2 separate regions of the Homo sapiens genome follow, and region 1 is linked to region 2. A link is a loop called in an ENCODE intact Hi-C map of the cell type or tissue named here. Cell type or tissue: PC-3. All regions are shown on one strand. Each heading gives the region's core, and the rest is flanking DNA. Links, peaks and the distances in the headings are about the cores only.

Evidence for each region. Peaks named below come from ENCODE experiments on the same cell type or tissue, not always from the same donor. Only the 100,000 strongest peaks of a DNase experiment are listed, where the experiment ranks them.
Region 1: a loop joins it to region 2, with 2.7 times the contacts of the local background. A loop is called at or near these places in 2 of 110 quality-filtered maps.

What each region holds. Positions count from the first base shown.
Region 1 is chr3:17,974,817-17,983,155 of GRCh38, reverse strand. The region is part of intron 1 of BALR6 (B-cell acute lymphoblastic leukemia associated long RNA 6); the gene reads right to left. Among named protein-coding and RNA genes, the nearest start is that of BALR6, 16 kb to the right of the region's middle. In PC-3, for the core only: a CTCF peak has its summit at 3,702 (motif pointing right); no DNase peak of the experiment used is centred there.
Region 2 is chr3:18,094,181-18,102,519 of GRCh38, reverse strand. The region is part of intron 4 of BALR6 (B-cell acute lymphoblastic leukemia associated long RNA 6); the gene reads right to left. Among named protein-coding and RNA genes, the nearest start is that of BALR6, 140 kb to the right of the region's middle. RefSeq lists enhancers at 3,148-3,783, 2,689-3,888. In PC-3, for the core only: no CTCF peak of the experiment used is centred there; DNase peaks (open chromatin) are centred at 2,249, 2,709 and 3,389; H3K4me3 peaks cover 1,760 bases; H3K27ac peaks cover 3,613 bases.

The sequences.
Region 1 (8,339 bases), core at 151-8,150, 120 kb after region 2:
CCTCTGCAGCTAGTGAAGCAAATACATGAGTGGAATATGTTGAAATGGAATGTTTTATCTCTACTATATTTTGTGTTTGTGCGTGTGTGAATACACACAAGAGTAGGGTGACTAATTCACAGGAAGCCTTAAAGAAAATGCCAATTGGTACTTGCAATGGGGAAAAATATTGCTGAAATTTAGTTTACTCTTTGAAAAAGCCAACACATTGTTTGTTTCCCTAAAATGTCGGTCTTTTCACCCACCAAACTTTTGCTTATGTGTCTGTCTCTGTGAACATTCTCCTTCTCTCCACTTATTGAAAGCCTCATCTTTAAAATTCCTTCTCTCTGTCAGCTTCCTCCTCCCAACCTTCCTTGGACCATGGGAGCCCACATGGCAAACTTCTATAATATTGCTAAATAAACCTCCATAGTAAGTTCCTATTGTATGCCCAACACTTTGCCAGGCATCAGGAAAAACAGGTTTCTGCCCTGAAGGAGTTCATAACCCATTACAAGAAATAAATCCACAAACAGCTAGCTAGCCCTAGTCAAATGGGCCCCGTGATCTAATGGGTCACACATATTAAACATTAGCCTCAGTGCGTGGCTACAGCCTTCACTAAGGGGGCAGTTTTAAGCAGCTCTGTTCACACCATATGACCCTGTAGTCCTCCAGTTGTAGCTGTTTGACCAGTGAAGGGCAACAAAGCCAAGGATAGCCAATTGGTAGGCTGGTCAGCAGCCTATGAAGTGCCTGGGCCTAAAGCAGTCTCCCCACATGGGGTTGAGCCAATCAGACACCTGTTCTTAGGAACATGGCAGCAAGAGTAAAAGATGAAAGGTCATGAGGTAGAAGGAGGCAGGACAATCATGATGGGTCGGGAAGAGCCAGCAAGAACCTCTATAATAGTAAATATTTGTTGAGTGCCTACAATGTGCCAGACTTGTTATAATTATTCCCATTTTATAATAGAAGAAAATAAGACAGATGAAGCAATTTCACATTTTGGGGGTCTCAATTCAAACATCCCCCCCTCACACAGACCACTCTATCTAAACCAGCTTTCCTCTCCCTCTACCAGACCCTCCTAATTCACTGTATTTAGAACCTCACTACTCAAAGTGTGGTCCTAGACCAGCAGCATCAGCATCAACTGGGAACTTATTAGAAATGTAGAATCTCAGTCTCCACCCTGGACCAACAGACTCATCCATAATCTGCATCCCAGATGATTTGTTTCTACATTAAAGTTAGAGAAGCACTTTTTTAAAGTAATTTTGTATTACTTACATTACTTTATATTGCTTATGACAGTTCTCTTCCTCAATAAGACTGTGGGTTCCATAGGGGCAGGGTTTTTTCAAAACTTGACCATATCACCTCTGTATTCCCATGTGCTAGACATTTCAAAACTACTAGCTTAATGAATAAATGATTTTGCCCAAATTCTCATTGCTAATAAGTAGCTAATAAATAGTGGAGTCAAAATCACTACCCAGGACTCCGAAATCTAATTAGGTGGCTTCCTGTTTGAAGTACTCATTCCCCCAGCTCTGGGAGTGCAGGAGACTGACAGTCTCAATTAAGCCCCTCCCTGGGGTGCCCTCAGCACCCCACCCATGGTTACAACCCCTTCTCAGGGGCAGCCTGCCTCCAAGGACTGGTGGATGGGGAACATACAAAGACTCGGCCCCTCTTCCCTCAATTTAAGACAACTTCAAAGAACCATCACAGCTCCAGAGCTCCCCATGGGATCAGCTAAGGGCTTTGTGCTACTGCATTGCAGGCCAACTTCTCCTTCCGTGCAATCCTGTTTCCTTCACTTCCCCACAGGAATCAGTCCCAAGAGCACCACCCTTAAAATTTTCTGTACCCCCATTTACATCTCAGAGTATGTTTTCAGGAAACCCAACCTGAGATCAACTGACATACACAAAGAGGTGGAGTCACATTGATGGTGGGCTCCTCAGGACAGATGCAGGAGCTCCTGCCAAAAAGCTGCCTGGAATCATTTCCAGATTGCATGAGGGCCAGTTCGTCCTCCTCTGGAACTCCATGACACCCATCACCATGTAAGTGAGCTTCTATTCCTACAATAAAAGTGACTAAGCGAGAGAGGTATGAGGAGGAGACTGTGAAAGTGCAGAGGAATTGCAACTGATTTTAATGCAAGGGATAAGAGAGACTTCTAATTGTGTAAGTATTGTCTCAAAAACAAGATTTTAAAGTCAGGCTGCAGTGTAACTTAAAAAACACTAGGCAAGTAGTATACATGTGACAAATACTTAACAGACCATAAGGCACCAAAAACAAAAGCCTAAATATCAAAAGTAAAGTATAAATAAAGGAAAATGAATGTTTTTCTCCCACTGAAGGCATGAATTAGCATTTGCATTTAGCCATAAAGTATACAACACACTTTACGTAATCTGATGTGGTAATCTTAGCATTGGAAAGTGGGCGAATTGGCCTCAAATAGTATCCAAGAGGGTTTTTGGTGACTGAAATATTTAAAGCACCTACAAATTGGTCCCATTCAATAGTCCTGAAGGCAGGGTTCCAGAGAGAAGGAAAACAGTTGAGAACAAGACTGATCTCTAAATAGTGGTCCAATTTCAACCATCTGTCAATGGTTGTGTTTTCTTCTGAGTCTTTGAGACACACAGGACTTCCAGTTACTCTCCTACCTAAAACAACTAAAACATGGAAAAAATACATGAAACAATAAGGATTCAGACATTGAACATCAGGCAACAAAGAGCAATGACTCCTGAAAGACAGAAAACAAGTGAAGTGCCCCCTACAATTGTCCCAGTTTACTGCCTAAAGAAAGATTCTGGGCCATGGTACAGGGAGGGGAAATCCAGGCAGGGTCCAGTGGTCTCCCTGAGTTCAGGAGACAGAACTGGGAGTCTACAGAAGCCAGGGAAGCTAGAATTCATAGGGCAGACTGCCCGAGAGGAGAGTTCTGTATAGACAGAGGACTCTGAAGATCTGCAGAGGGTCCCCTGGAGTGTTCATTTGAGACTAACCAGTGCATGTGTGTCCAGAGATTAGAGGAACTAGTGCCCAGAGCTTCAGTAACAGGGAAGAATTAACCCTACTTGAAGTGCAGCTCTCGTTCACCTAAAAAAGCTTAAAAGCCAGATTTGGAAAGATAAAACTAGCTCTGAGTAATTCAACCACATCTCAGAACAACGCTCAAAAATGTAGAAATATTCACAAGGTAATATTCACAATAATAGGCATCAAATTAAAAATTACCAGGCACACAAAGTAGCAAGAAAAGGCAACCCATCTGGGCCAATTGAAACTGACCCACAAATGACACAGATGATAGAATTAGTAGACAGAAACATGAAAACAGATAGTATAACTGCATTTCATATGTTCAAGAAGCTAGAGAAAAGATTGAATATGTTAAGCAGAGACATAGAAGATAACTTTCAATAATCAAACTTCTAAAAATGATGCACAATGGATGAAGGCATGAGGTCTGCACTAAGAATCCTCAGAAGTCCTTGTGCTTTTCCCAGAATAATGAAAGCTCAGCTGGTATCCCTCTCTTCCACCCCTCCATCCCTGAGTGGAAACTTACAGAGCTGCTATTTTGGCACTGTTCAACAAAGGAGACGCTTCTGGCTTCCTACAAAGTTTGGAGCTCTGGATAGTATGAAGAAAGATCAGCTGCCACAAAGGGGCAGCAGTTCTCTTCTTGTAAGGCAACTGGTGCCAGGCACAGCAAGGGATGGGAGGCCAGGGGACATGAGTTCTGGTCCCCTCAGCCTCCCTACCCCAGCAGCTGTGTGACTTTGGGCAATATATTAACCTCTCTGAACCCCAGTTTCTTAATCTGTAAAATAAGGATGATAATGATGATCATACTCATTTTGTAAGATTTTCGTGACAATTCTATTGCATCAAACAAGGAGATGCATTTGAAAGTTCTCTGTCAAGTCCAAATATTGGTACTTATTTTTGCATACCACAAAAGCCAGGAGATATGTACCAGCATTTGTGGGCATGTTACATGTTCTTCTTTCTCAATCCCCAGCCCCACCCCCCAAAATCTCTTAATCATGTTTATCTTTTTATCAACATGCTTCTGACATTCTTTGGGGCTTCTCAGTTAATAGCAAATAAAGTAAGAGCAAGTAAGGCATTATTTGAAAAACTAAGAATGGGAGAGAAAATTTAAAAGCTAACTATTCTGGTTCTCTATTTTGTGTAACAACCACTCATAACTGAATAGTGTGAAACAGCCACCGTTCCATGATGCTCACTGACTCAGTGTGTTGGCTTTGGGACTGCAGTGGGAATGGCTTGTTGCTGCTCCATTGTGTCTGGAGCTGCACCTGGGAAGAATTGAACTGCTATGGGTTGCAATCATCTAAAGGCTTTTTCTCTCACATATCTGCACCTGAACTAGGATGACTTGAAAGCTGGACTTCGCTAGGACTATCATCCGGAGCACTTACACGAGGGCTTTTTGTGGACTGGGTCTTTTCACAGCATGACAACTGGATTCCAAGAAGGATGATTCAGAAAGTACAACAAGAGGGAGAATTGTAAGAGAAACAGGTGGAAGGTATTGCTTTGATTTTCTGCCCTTGACAGTTCATCATTAGTTGAAGCAGTTACAAGCCCACCCAGATTCAAGGGGAAGGGACAAGGCTTCCCTTTCCAGCGGGAGAAGGAGCAGAGTACTTGGGGCCATGTTTTAAATGTGCCGCACTTGCTATCTAAATTCTGCACAGCAAAAGTAATATTAACGCTTATTCAAGTTTTCAGAATAAATGATTGTCAACGATGCTATCTTTCCCTAAATTAGTCTAGTCCAAGAAAACCTCACCTTCAGTAGTCCAGTCCTCTGGTTTATCTGGGCCATCATTTACATTCATCATTTTGTATCATCACTGAGGACTACAAATAGCATTTTATTGGCAACCATGAAAATTAGGCCTGGCTTGTCAGAGCATAACATTCAAACGCTCCCTCAAAATTATTAATAGGATGGAATCAATTACAGAGTTGCCCTCTGACCTTAATTCAGATGATCCTAGGACACCACCAAAGAGAATTTTTTTTCCTGAAGCAAAATGAAAATCTCAGAAAATTTTAACTGATAATGTGTTTGTATTAGAATTCCTAGTCTGAAAGAGGTTGCTCCAAAGAAAGTTGAGATTAATAAAAGTATGCATAGAATAAGAGACATAAGTAAAAACAGGCCTCTTTCTGAAGGGATTAGGTTTGATGCTTTTCAAGTTTTACAGCAAGAATGACAAGCCTGGTATGAATTAGAAGGACTCAGGCTTAATATTTACTGTGGGATAACGGGAGTGGTGTTAGGATGTAAACATGTCCGAAAAGTTAGCACAAGAGCTTGGGGAAAACTCTGCCTTCAAAAACATGCCAAAGTTGCTTCTAAAAGTTAAGCTCAAGTCAATGGCTGGAGCTGTTACAACCTGGAAGGACAGTGTTGAGAAGCCCTGCTCATTTGGTTTGGTTTGAACAAAAATTGAGCCTTTCATTTAGAAAGAAAAAGAGAATCACCAAAAGTGACAGTCCTTGTGAAAGGAAAAGAGTAGATTCCAGGCTCCTGAATGATGTGAGAAGTAGCCACACAGCTGCCTCTTTTAGCAAAGAATTCATGACACCTTCCAATGGTTTATTTATACATAAAGTGTGCGTGAAGAACAGAAAGGTAGCTCCATGCAGTGGTTGGAAATGAGGCCCTGGAACAAATCCTGGATTTGAATTCTAACTGCTGTTTACTAACTGTATGACCTTGGGTAAAATTATTTTGTCATGTCTCCTCTAAGATTTAGTATCCTCATCTGTAAACGTATATAAAAACTTAACATAGTGTATAATTCATTAAAAATAGACTCTAAATTCTCATTTTTATCATTATGTTTATTTTCTTACAGTTTCTATTAGTTTCATTTCATAATCCATGCATAAGATATAAAATAACAAAAATCACCCATAATCCTGCCATCTAGAAAACCATTTTTGTTGATATTTTAGTATATTTCATTTAGTCTTTCTACAATGCATTTTCTCTATCTGAGATCTCACGAAGGATATACCTTTGCATGCTATATATTTCCCTTCTGATCATAGGATCAGTATTTTCCATGTAACTAAAAATCCTTGATGAGTATTCCTTTGGATGGTTGCATAGCCTCCCACTGTACACTTATGTAACTCTCTTAACTATAACACAAAAATCTCTCTGGGGAAAAAAGTAAGTTTGTGTTCTTTTCTTTGGGAGAGAAGAAGCTAGGAGGCACCTGCATTGCAGGGGTTGTTTGTGCTGTCTACATACTTAAGAAGTGATAGGAGTAAGGGATTTGAGGCATAAGGGCATTAAAATATAGCCCTAGATCTGTCCACACAAGGAACATGGTCTTAGCTACTAGTCCAGTTTTCCAGATTTCCAAGCATGAATTTCTACATAATTTCCTCAAGAAATCACAAACCTCTGACTTTCACAAGGAAATGATTTCAATTTTCTGATTTCCACTTAAGTATCTCCTGTTACTTCTTACTTCTGAAAAGGCTTTTTTAAGAAAATATAAGAAAGCACGGTTGTTGTGGTTAAAAATCGCCTTCCTGCCCGTCACAAATAAAGCTATTTTCTTCTCTTTCTTAAGTGTTCCGAGAAATCAGCAGGTAAATAGGGAAGATATTTATTAATAAATATATGGATGTTCTGCAATTGCCAGACATACATGAACGAAGCTGGGAGTTAACATATATCTATTTCTGCTCACACAATGCAATCATTAGTTGGGCTGGCTTTTGTTGAACAATTTTAAAGCCTTGATTTGTCCATGTTTGTTTTAGACATCCTTGCCTAAACATCTAATGCTCCGTAGAAGTGCTTCCTACGTTTGTTATTAAAGCTTCTTACACTCTGGTTTGGGGTATGTCTCCTTCCACAGGCCACCAAGACCAAACAGAAAATGCCTTGAAATGCAAACAGTCCCTGAATTATTATACCTATTACTTTTTATTAGTAGTAAAAACAAAAAAGAAGCAAGAAACAGTTCTATTTATGCAGAGCAGTTAGAACATAAATAATAATAAAATGCTAAAACTATAAAACTACTTACATGATATTAATTTAATTCTTATAAAAAGTAGGTTTAGGTATTGCCTCCATGTTAGCAAATGTGGTACATTTTGCTTTCATCCAATATTTATAACCAAAAACATTTTGGTTTAGGAAATAAAGTAGAGATAAAAAATTAGTCTTTGAATATTGGGCTTTGACTAGTCCCCTGCTGCCCTTTATTGTATGTTTCAGTAAAATACAGTACATCTTGCTGTTTTATTTCATTGTTTGTGGCCCATGCAAAATCCTATTGTCCAGCTGCCCAGCATAAATGAACAACAAATCAGAAGAACCAGAGAGACACTTTAACTGATTAAACTGGGTCTGGAATTTTCCTTTTACTGCTAAATTATCATCTTATTGCAATTATTTTTACACATTTTGATTATTTTTACATATTGTGATTATTTCTGCAAAATTCTAGGGGAGATGCTAGTCAGAGGGCCAAGGCTATAGTACTCCATCTTAAAATCCTAAGCCCAATAAAGAGTCCAGCTTTCATATTCTAAAGTTGTGTTTTTCTCTCTCTAAAATTATTTAAATCAGCTGATTAATGGAGCTTGAGTAACTAGGCCTTTTAAAAAAAATTTTACTCAGGGCTCATCACTTTACTTTTTTCGTAAAAGTTCTTTGAGCTGAGGAATTCTGTCATAAGTAAAGTAACATTTCATTTTGTCACAAAACAAAATAGAATAATGACATAATTCAGCCAGGCGCTGTGGCTCACGCCTGTAATCCCAGCACTTTGGGTAAGTGGATCACCTGAGGTCAGGAATTCAAAACCAGCCTGGCCAACATGGTGAAACCCTATCTCTACTGAAAATACAAAAATTAGCCAGGTGTGGTGGCACACACCTGTATTCTCAGCTACTTGGGAGGCTGAGGCAGAAGAGTCACTTGAACCTGGGAGGCAGAGGTTGCAGTTAACCAAGATCACACCATTGCACTCCAGCCTGGGTGACAGAGAGAGACTCTGTCTCAGAAAAAAAAAAAAAGAAAAAAGAAAAGAAAGAAAAAAAAAGAAAAGAAAAAAGAAGAAGAGAAAATACCCTTGCTACAATTAAGAATCTCCTTCAGAGGTACCTGATAAAGCAGACTATATGACTTTTGAAAATTAAGAAAATATAATGTTTCAATGAAAATCATAGATATTTCTTTATCTTTATCATAGATATTCTTTATCAAGGCCAGGTGTATACAGACAAAACAGAAAACCAGAGCCACCATGTAT
Region 2 (8,339 bases), core at 246-8,245:
CATCTAAGGGCACACAGCCTGCAAGCAGTAGAGACAGGACAGAAGCCCAGACCCGTGTACTTCCCTCTAAGCCATGATGTGTCATATAATCTAGTTGTGAAAACAAGTATACATGCATGTGAAACAACGATAAGTGACACAAAATGCAACATACTTAAAAGCTAGGGCATATGGCCTGGACTCCATATGTTAGAGAGGTTTGGAGTAGATGAAGACAGGAGCGGTCAGGTACTTCTTAGAAATGGGAACATGAAATGAGCCTTGAATGATGAAAGGATCAGAGGGCAAGATCACCAAAACAGCTGTGTGGTTAGCTAGTGGAAAAGGGTAATGGTTCCCAAACCTGACTAGGAAAATTTGGATTAGGGTTGAAAAGAACGACTAGTATTAGAAACTGGTGTGTATATATCCCTAATTATAATGTATTTGTGATAGGAAGAAAGAAATGTTTTAAAACACTGTCTCCGGCCTCTTAGACTATTTCTTTCCACTTTTTTTTTTTTTTTTTTTTTTTTGAGACAGAGTCTTGCTCTGTCACCGAGGCTGGAGTGCAATAGCAAGATCTCGGCTCACTGCAAACTCCACCTCCCCGGTTTAAGTGATTCTCCTGCCTCAGCCTCCCAAGTAGCTGGGATTACAGGCATGCGCCACTACACCCAGTTAATTTTGTATTTTTAGTAGAGATGGGGTTTCACCGTGTTGGCCAGGCTGGTCTCGAACTCCTGACCTCAGGTGATCCACCCACCTTGGTCTCCTAAAGTGCTGGGATTATAGGCATGAGCAACCGTGCCTGGCCATCTTTCCACTTCTACCTGAGATTCCAAATGTCCCACATTAAAGAAGGAGTGGTAATTTCAAAATTTAGAGCAGTGCTTTGTGGTGCTAAAGCTATGCTATCCAAGATGGTAGCCACTAGCAACATATGGCTATGGAACACTTGAAATGTGACTGGTCCAAATTGAGATGTGCTTATCACTCAAATGGGTGAACTATTTCAGCACTTGATGCATCTGCTTTGCTAGGACTGCTGCAAGGAAGCCTTTTTATCACCAGCAAAATGACAATGAACATACAACCACTTGGTGTAAGTAGTTGCCTTAAAAAGCCCAAGCAAAAGGGATGGTGTGGGACAGAGTTAAAAGACCAACCACAGAAGGCAAGATGTGAAGGAAATCAGAAATTCAGTAGGTAAAAGTAATCGAAGGAGGTGACCACAAGAAATATAAGTCCTTTGAGACTCTCCATAGATGTTGGCCTGAAGCTTGTGAGGTGAGTGAGTTCACTGTCTTTCACCATATGTGAATGTGGAATCAGGACTTGAACCAATTTATTTAACTATTAAAGAACACACAGGGTATAAGGGCCACAAGACTGGAGTATTTGCGGAATGTCCTTATACCTGTATTTTGAGTCCTACCTTGATGAAATTCAGCTTTTGACCATAGGTCACTCATTTCATTTCTGTGCATCATTTCATGATTTTCAAAACAATCATTCTCTCATTTGATTTGCAAAAAAGATATGAAGTAGGCAACTATACTGTACCACTTACCATTCCCATCTTAAGGATGAGAAAACCGTGCCTCAGAGGACTTACATGATTTGGGAACTAAAACAGTAGACATATTCAGTGCTTTTCCAATTCTCCCATAGCCTTCTACCACCATCTATACCCTCAAGTAACAACAACAGAAACAATAACACACACACACACACACACACACACACACACCTTTACATGTATGGATTTGAATCCCAATGCTCAGTTTTATGTTAGAATCTCTATCTATTGTTTTCTTTTCTAAATTACTGTATTATCCAATTCTAAACACTTCTGGTAGAGTAAGAAAATACACTCCAGGAAATTGTCCAAAAAACTAAAGCCAAATTGAAAAATATTGTTTAAAAATACCAGCTAGATGTGTCTTACAGGTGTTTTAGTAAAGTGGTAGCCTAAATTGGGTGAACTATCTCAGCACCTCGGATCTGTTCCTTTTTATGGTGATTATTGCCCAAGGCAAAGATTTAAAGATAGAAGGACTGATTTAAAGTGTGTCTAACAGGAGGGAGGAAGTCAAACTTTTTCTTCCTTTATCAGCATGAAAATGAAAACATATGAAATGGGGGTAAAGAAACTTTCATTCAATGATAGATTAAAATTTTTAGTAAATACAGCTCTCACTTTTTGTTTTACACATACCACCCTCCTCCCAATATGAATCATCCACAAATCCCCTCCCTGATCCAAGGAAGAATGCCTCCAATTGTGTAGAAGTGATATAGGAAACTAACTTATCTTTATATGTTGTTATGTACAGTTGTTTGATTTGGTTGGTTTTTTAAATTTCTAATTTACACATGGACACAAGAATGCTGTGCTAACACTATTTTTAAAGCAATCATAACTAAGAAAACATGTAAAATCCCTACATGATTCATTTTTCATTGGCTATGTGGCAAAATATTTAGTGCTTTGGTTGAAGAGATAAGTTCTAGGAAAATACTAGGGGGAAAAAAGGAGTCATATGTTTCATTATCAACCAGTGGCAATTTTCACACATCTCCAGAAGAAAAATATGGGATATTTCTGAGATTCCCCAAGTCACCTCACACTAGCTCTTGCTACTCAAAGTGTGAGCATGAGCCTCACATGGGAGCTCGTTAGAGATGCAGGTTCTTGGGCTCTGTGTCAGACCTACTGATTCAGAACCGGCGCTTTTAAACAACCCCAGCTCCTTCCTACACACAGGAAACTTGGAGAACCACCGCTCTGGACAAATCTCAGTTACAGCACCTGAATCCTGACAGAGCAGAATTTTAAGTCCTAGCACCACAGCAACACTTGGGGTTAAAAATCACACATAAACTCTTCCGTAAAAACTTCAGAGCCCAGATAGCAAACATCTGTGACCCAACACAAAGCTGCGTGGAATTATGGCTGTCTGAAATATAGCACATAATCCAACTTCAAGTAAGGTTGAAATTCCGCAGAAGGTTCTCGAACTATTCTTCAGGGACAGACCTACATAAGCAAATGAACAGTCTGTCACAGCAGCTCCAAGCCAGAGAAGAACTTGGACCGGCCATTATTGCTTCAGTGAGGAAGAGTATGAGAAAGGGTGTGGACAGTCTCAGAACAGGAACAGGAATGAGAAGGGGGAGCAGAAATGGAAGCAGAAAAGTGAGAAAGCAGTTTACATGTCCTGGGGAGTCCATCGTAGGTCACAAACCTCTAGAAAGAGGAGAGAGGGAAGAAGCAGGAGGGGGTAAAGATGACATTTTGAGGCTAGGTGAGTCACATGGGCCCCACCAGGCTGAATGACTTCACGCCCCAAGGAATAAATGACTCTTTCTTGGCTCTCCTCAAAGATATGCCACAGCACATCATGAGTCACCAGCCCACCCTGCAAACTCCTGCCATTTCCTGCCAGCTTTTAGGGCCAGAGGACTTGCCCTCAGGCCATGAGTCCCATCAGCATTTATATGCCAATTCCAAAGCGGCACTTGTGGGGAAAAAAGGAGCCAATTTGCCTGGTTTACTTTAAAAGAATCATCTGAAGGTCTTTAACCTATTAACGATGCACTGACAAACCCTGAGTTTGTCATTATTGGAAGTGACGCTGGGGCCAGAACTGAGATTGCAGATTGATTGATTTTTTTAATTTACTATTTGTTCATGGGGAGGCTGGCTTCTTTATTGTGGCGGCACCTGCTAGTGCCATTATAGTTACAAGGCCTGTTGGAGAGGCTTTATGGTGAAGGCTTATTTCTATTATAAATACTGGTTGGTGTGGGTGGTTAATATCCCAACAATTTCTGTTATACTGGGTTCAATACAGTCTGGCCCACATTGTTAAGTCATACATATCATCCTTGCACACAAAAAAATGAAAAACTAAATGTTATGCCAAAATCAACATAATTAAGTTACAGAAGAAATATTATCCAAGTCAGTCCTTAAATTAATCATTAACTTCAGATGAAGAATTATTAAATTGAGCTCTAATAACTAGAAGTAATATAATATGAATATACTATAAATATATATATTTGATTGCTAGAAAACTACCTATCTCACACAAGCAACTCAGCACACATTTTCATTTGCTCAAAGAATAATTATACTATTCATATCCCAAGTTCCCAAATTCAAATTGATGCTATATTTATATATATACTACCTGCTAGCAAGTGTAGATTATATTTCCCTATACTAATACCTCAAAATGGGTTTTACCTTTGGAAAGTGAAGTTGCTAACCGCACAAAGTAGTCCAGTGGTTAGGAGCACAGGCATGAGGTGAAATATACTTAGACTCTAGTCCCTTTCTTGTCGTCAGCCCCTTTCCTGCTATGTAACCACGGTCTGGTTAATCAACCTCTTGACAGTTTATATTTCCTCATTAGTCAAACAAAAGTTTTAATAGCATCCACCATTGTTGTTGTAAAGACAAACTAGGCAATAGATGGCTAACTCAAGGTCAGGGTAAAGAAAGTACAAAATGAACCTGGAATATCTTTTTTCTAGAAAATATGAACATGCTTAAAGAATGATGGATACATGTGGGAGAACAACAGTCCATGTTCTAATCTCCAGACCTCTGAATATGTTACTTTACATGACAAAAGGGAATTAAGGTTGCAGATGGAATTAAGGCTGCTAATTAGCTGACTTTAAGGAGTTTATCCTGGATTATCCCAGGTGTGTCCAGTGTAATCACAAGACCTTAAAAGTAGGAGAGGACGGCAAAATAGAGATGAGTCAGACTGAGGCTTGATGATGCTAACCTGCTGGCTTTGAAGATGGAGGAAGGGGCCACAAGCCAAAGAATGTAGGCAGCCTCTAGAAGCAGGAAATGGCAGGGACACGTATTCTTCCCTAGAGCATCCAGAAGGAATGTAGTCCTTCTAACATCTTCACTTTTAAGCCCAGTGAAGCCAATTTCAGAATTCTGACCTCCAAAACTGTAAGATAATAGATTTGCCTTGTTTAAACCACGAAGTTCATGGCAACACAGTTATAGGAAACTAATACACTTGTCAAGCAGCTTACATATATACCTAGAGAGAGAATGATAAAACAACTGTTAACATTTGAGGAATCTGGATGAAAGGCATAAGGAAATTCTCTGTACAGAATTCAATTTTACAATATGTCTGAAATTATATCAAAATTAAATTTTGAAAAGGAGAAAAATAAGTTTCTGTAGGAAGGTGTCAGATCCTCAGCACCCCTCTCCTGCTTCACACAGCCAGGCAACTAACTATTCCTTCCTGGCCTTCAAAGGAGATCAGAGTTTTACTCTGTTAAGAAGCTATGACCTGGGACCAACATGCAAGCAGAGATAGGAAAAGAGGCCCAGTATTGGGAATTGGGAATTACAATAAATTCTACCTGCTAAGTGGTGGGTCCCTGCTAATTCTTCCTCCCTCCACTAAGCTTCAAAACAAGCAGCCAGTTTTGATGTCCCCACCTCCTACCCACTGACAGAAGTTTGAATTACTTCTCTCTGGAGAAAGTAAGCAGTCCTAGAGACAAGGCCTACAGAAACAGAAAGTCAGAGGCCCCCCCAGTGATAGAGCAAGGCCACTGCTCAGTGAAGCCCACAGGTTGAGGGAATTCACATGCACACACTGTGGTAGGCAACAATAACGGTCCCTCAGAACTATCCTGATCTAATCCCTGAAACCCGTGAATATGTTAGGTTATATGACAAAAAGGGTATTAAGGCTGCAGGTGGAATTAAAGCTCTTAATTAGTCAACTTTACAATAGGAAAACTATCCTGGATTATCCAGATGGGCCCAATGTAATTGCAAGGACCCTTACAAGTGGAAGAGGAAGGCAAAAGAAGAAAGAGAAAGACGTGACTATGGAATAGAGTGAGTTACATGATATGAGAAGGACTCGAATTGCCATCACTGTCTTTGAAGAGGGAGGAAGGAGCCATAACCCAAAGATCGCAGACAACCTCTAGAAACTGGAAAGGTCAAGGAAACAGATCCTCCCCTAGAGCCTCCAGAAAGAAAAGCAGCCCTGCCAGATGGGCGCGGTGGCTCACGCCTGTAATCCCAGCACTTTGGGAGGCAGAGGCGGGCGGATCACGAGGTCAGGAGATCGAGACCATCCTGTAACATGGTGAAACCCTGCCTTCTACTAAAAATACAAAAAAATTAACCGGGTGTGGTGGTGGGCACCTGCAGTCCCAGCTATTCGGGAGGCTGAGGCAGGAGAATGGCGTGAACCTGGGAGGCGGAGCTTGCAGTGAGCTGAGATCGCGCCACTGCACTCCAGCCTGGGCGACAGAGCGAGACTTCGTCTCAAAAAACAAAACAAAAAAAAAACAAAAAACAAAAAAAGAAAAGAAAAGCAGCCCTGCCAACACGTTGTGTGTTAGCCTGATGAGACCCATGTCAAACTTCTAGCCTACAGAATTGTGAGATAATAAATTTGTGTTGTTTTAAGCTTTATATCTGTGGTAATTTGTTAAGGCAGCAATAGAAAACTAATACACACACACACATACACACACACACACTCACACAGAGACAGAGAGAGAGAGAAAAAAAAACACAAACAATTCAGAAGGCAATAATGTTCCCAGAGAAATCAGTGGAGATATTACATCTATGAAACAAGAACAGGGTGCTCTTTATTTACTGTATTTATCTAACACTTATGCAGAACTTACTAAGTGCCAGGCACTGTACTAAGTGCTCCACAAATATTAAACCATTTAATTACCATAACAACTGTATGAGGTAGGTATTCTTATCCCTATTTTACAAATGAAGAAACAGGCACAGAAAGGTTAAATAACCTTCCCAAGATCACACAGCAGAGCTGAGTTATGAACATAGGCACTCTAGCTCCATAGTCCATTCAAGAATACTTAGGAATTTAAAATATAATGGCAGAAATTGAAAAAAACATTACTAGATGGGTTGAAATATAAAGTTGAGGCAATATTTTAGAAATAGATATATATAAAGAGATCAGAAATAGAAAAGGAAATATAAGAAACCCAGCAAATTCAACATCCAACTAATAATAGTTTCAGAAAATAAGAACAGAGAAAACAGAGAGGAAGAAGGTATTTTTAAAAACATTCAAGAACATTTTCAGAATAGCAAGCCATGAATTTCTATATTGAAAGGGCTTATAGAATACCCAGCACAAGAAATGAAACATAATTATTATCAAGACACATTGAAATTTCAAGACAGCCTATATAAAGAAGTCCTAAAGGGTTTCTTAGGGGCAATATAACAGATCTTATTTTAAAGACTGCAAAAATAATGGTATCAGATTTCTTAATGGCAGTGGTGAAAGCTAGAAGACAAAAATGCTGTCAAAATCTCTGAAGAAAATGTGTTCCATATCAGAATTACATACCCAGACAAATTATCAGTCAAATGTGAGATAGAATAAAGACATTTTAAGATATATAAGGTCTCAAAAAATTACCTTTCACATACTCTTTTCTCAGGAAGCTCATGAGGATATTATACAAGGAAACAAAATCAAAAACAGGAAAACATGGGAACCAGGGAACAAGCAATCCCAAAGATGATGGTAAAGGAAGGTTCCAAATAATAGCTGTACAGTGGCCTGTGGAGCAACTCACCCATACATAAACAGGAGGGTAAAGAGTTCTAGTCTCCTAGAACAAAAAATAAAAGTAACTGGTAGATTACTTGATGTGTTTCAGTAAACTGAGAGAAATGTTAATGTTTTTAAAGAGTTTGAAGAAATAATTAGTAATAGTTACATGGAAAGCTAAGTTTTTAAAAGAGAAGCAATTATTAACTGCAAGAAAAATCAAAAGTGCTATACATTTTTTTCGCCTGTAAACAATAATTATACTATCATAATAAAGCAAGTGCTGAAATTAAATTTTTCGAGGGCTTTGAAACAGGTATAATGAAAGGATGGGAAAGTGGAAGAGGTGTCATAGGAAACCCGAGTCCTCATCTTCCAAGGCAGGAAGTCAATAAATAATGTTTACAACTGAAAATTCAAGATACTGAAATGCAAACTTTGCATTTGAAAATATGAAGGTAAATAACAAAAGAAACACTGAAAATAGCTGAAGTGGTTATCTCTGGGGAGGGGGACTTCAAAATAGGAGCGGTTAGAGCAGGAAAATAGTATGTTCCATTATGAATTTTGTACGATTTGATTTTTTCTCTTCTTTTTCCCCTTCTTTCAGTTTGTTATACTATACACAAGCATCGTTTTGATAGTAAAAAATAAACATAAATGCCTTGAACAGGATTTGGTACATAGTATGTGCTCAATGAATATTTGATGCTGATGTTTTTGCTACTGTGATCTTTA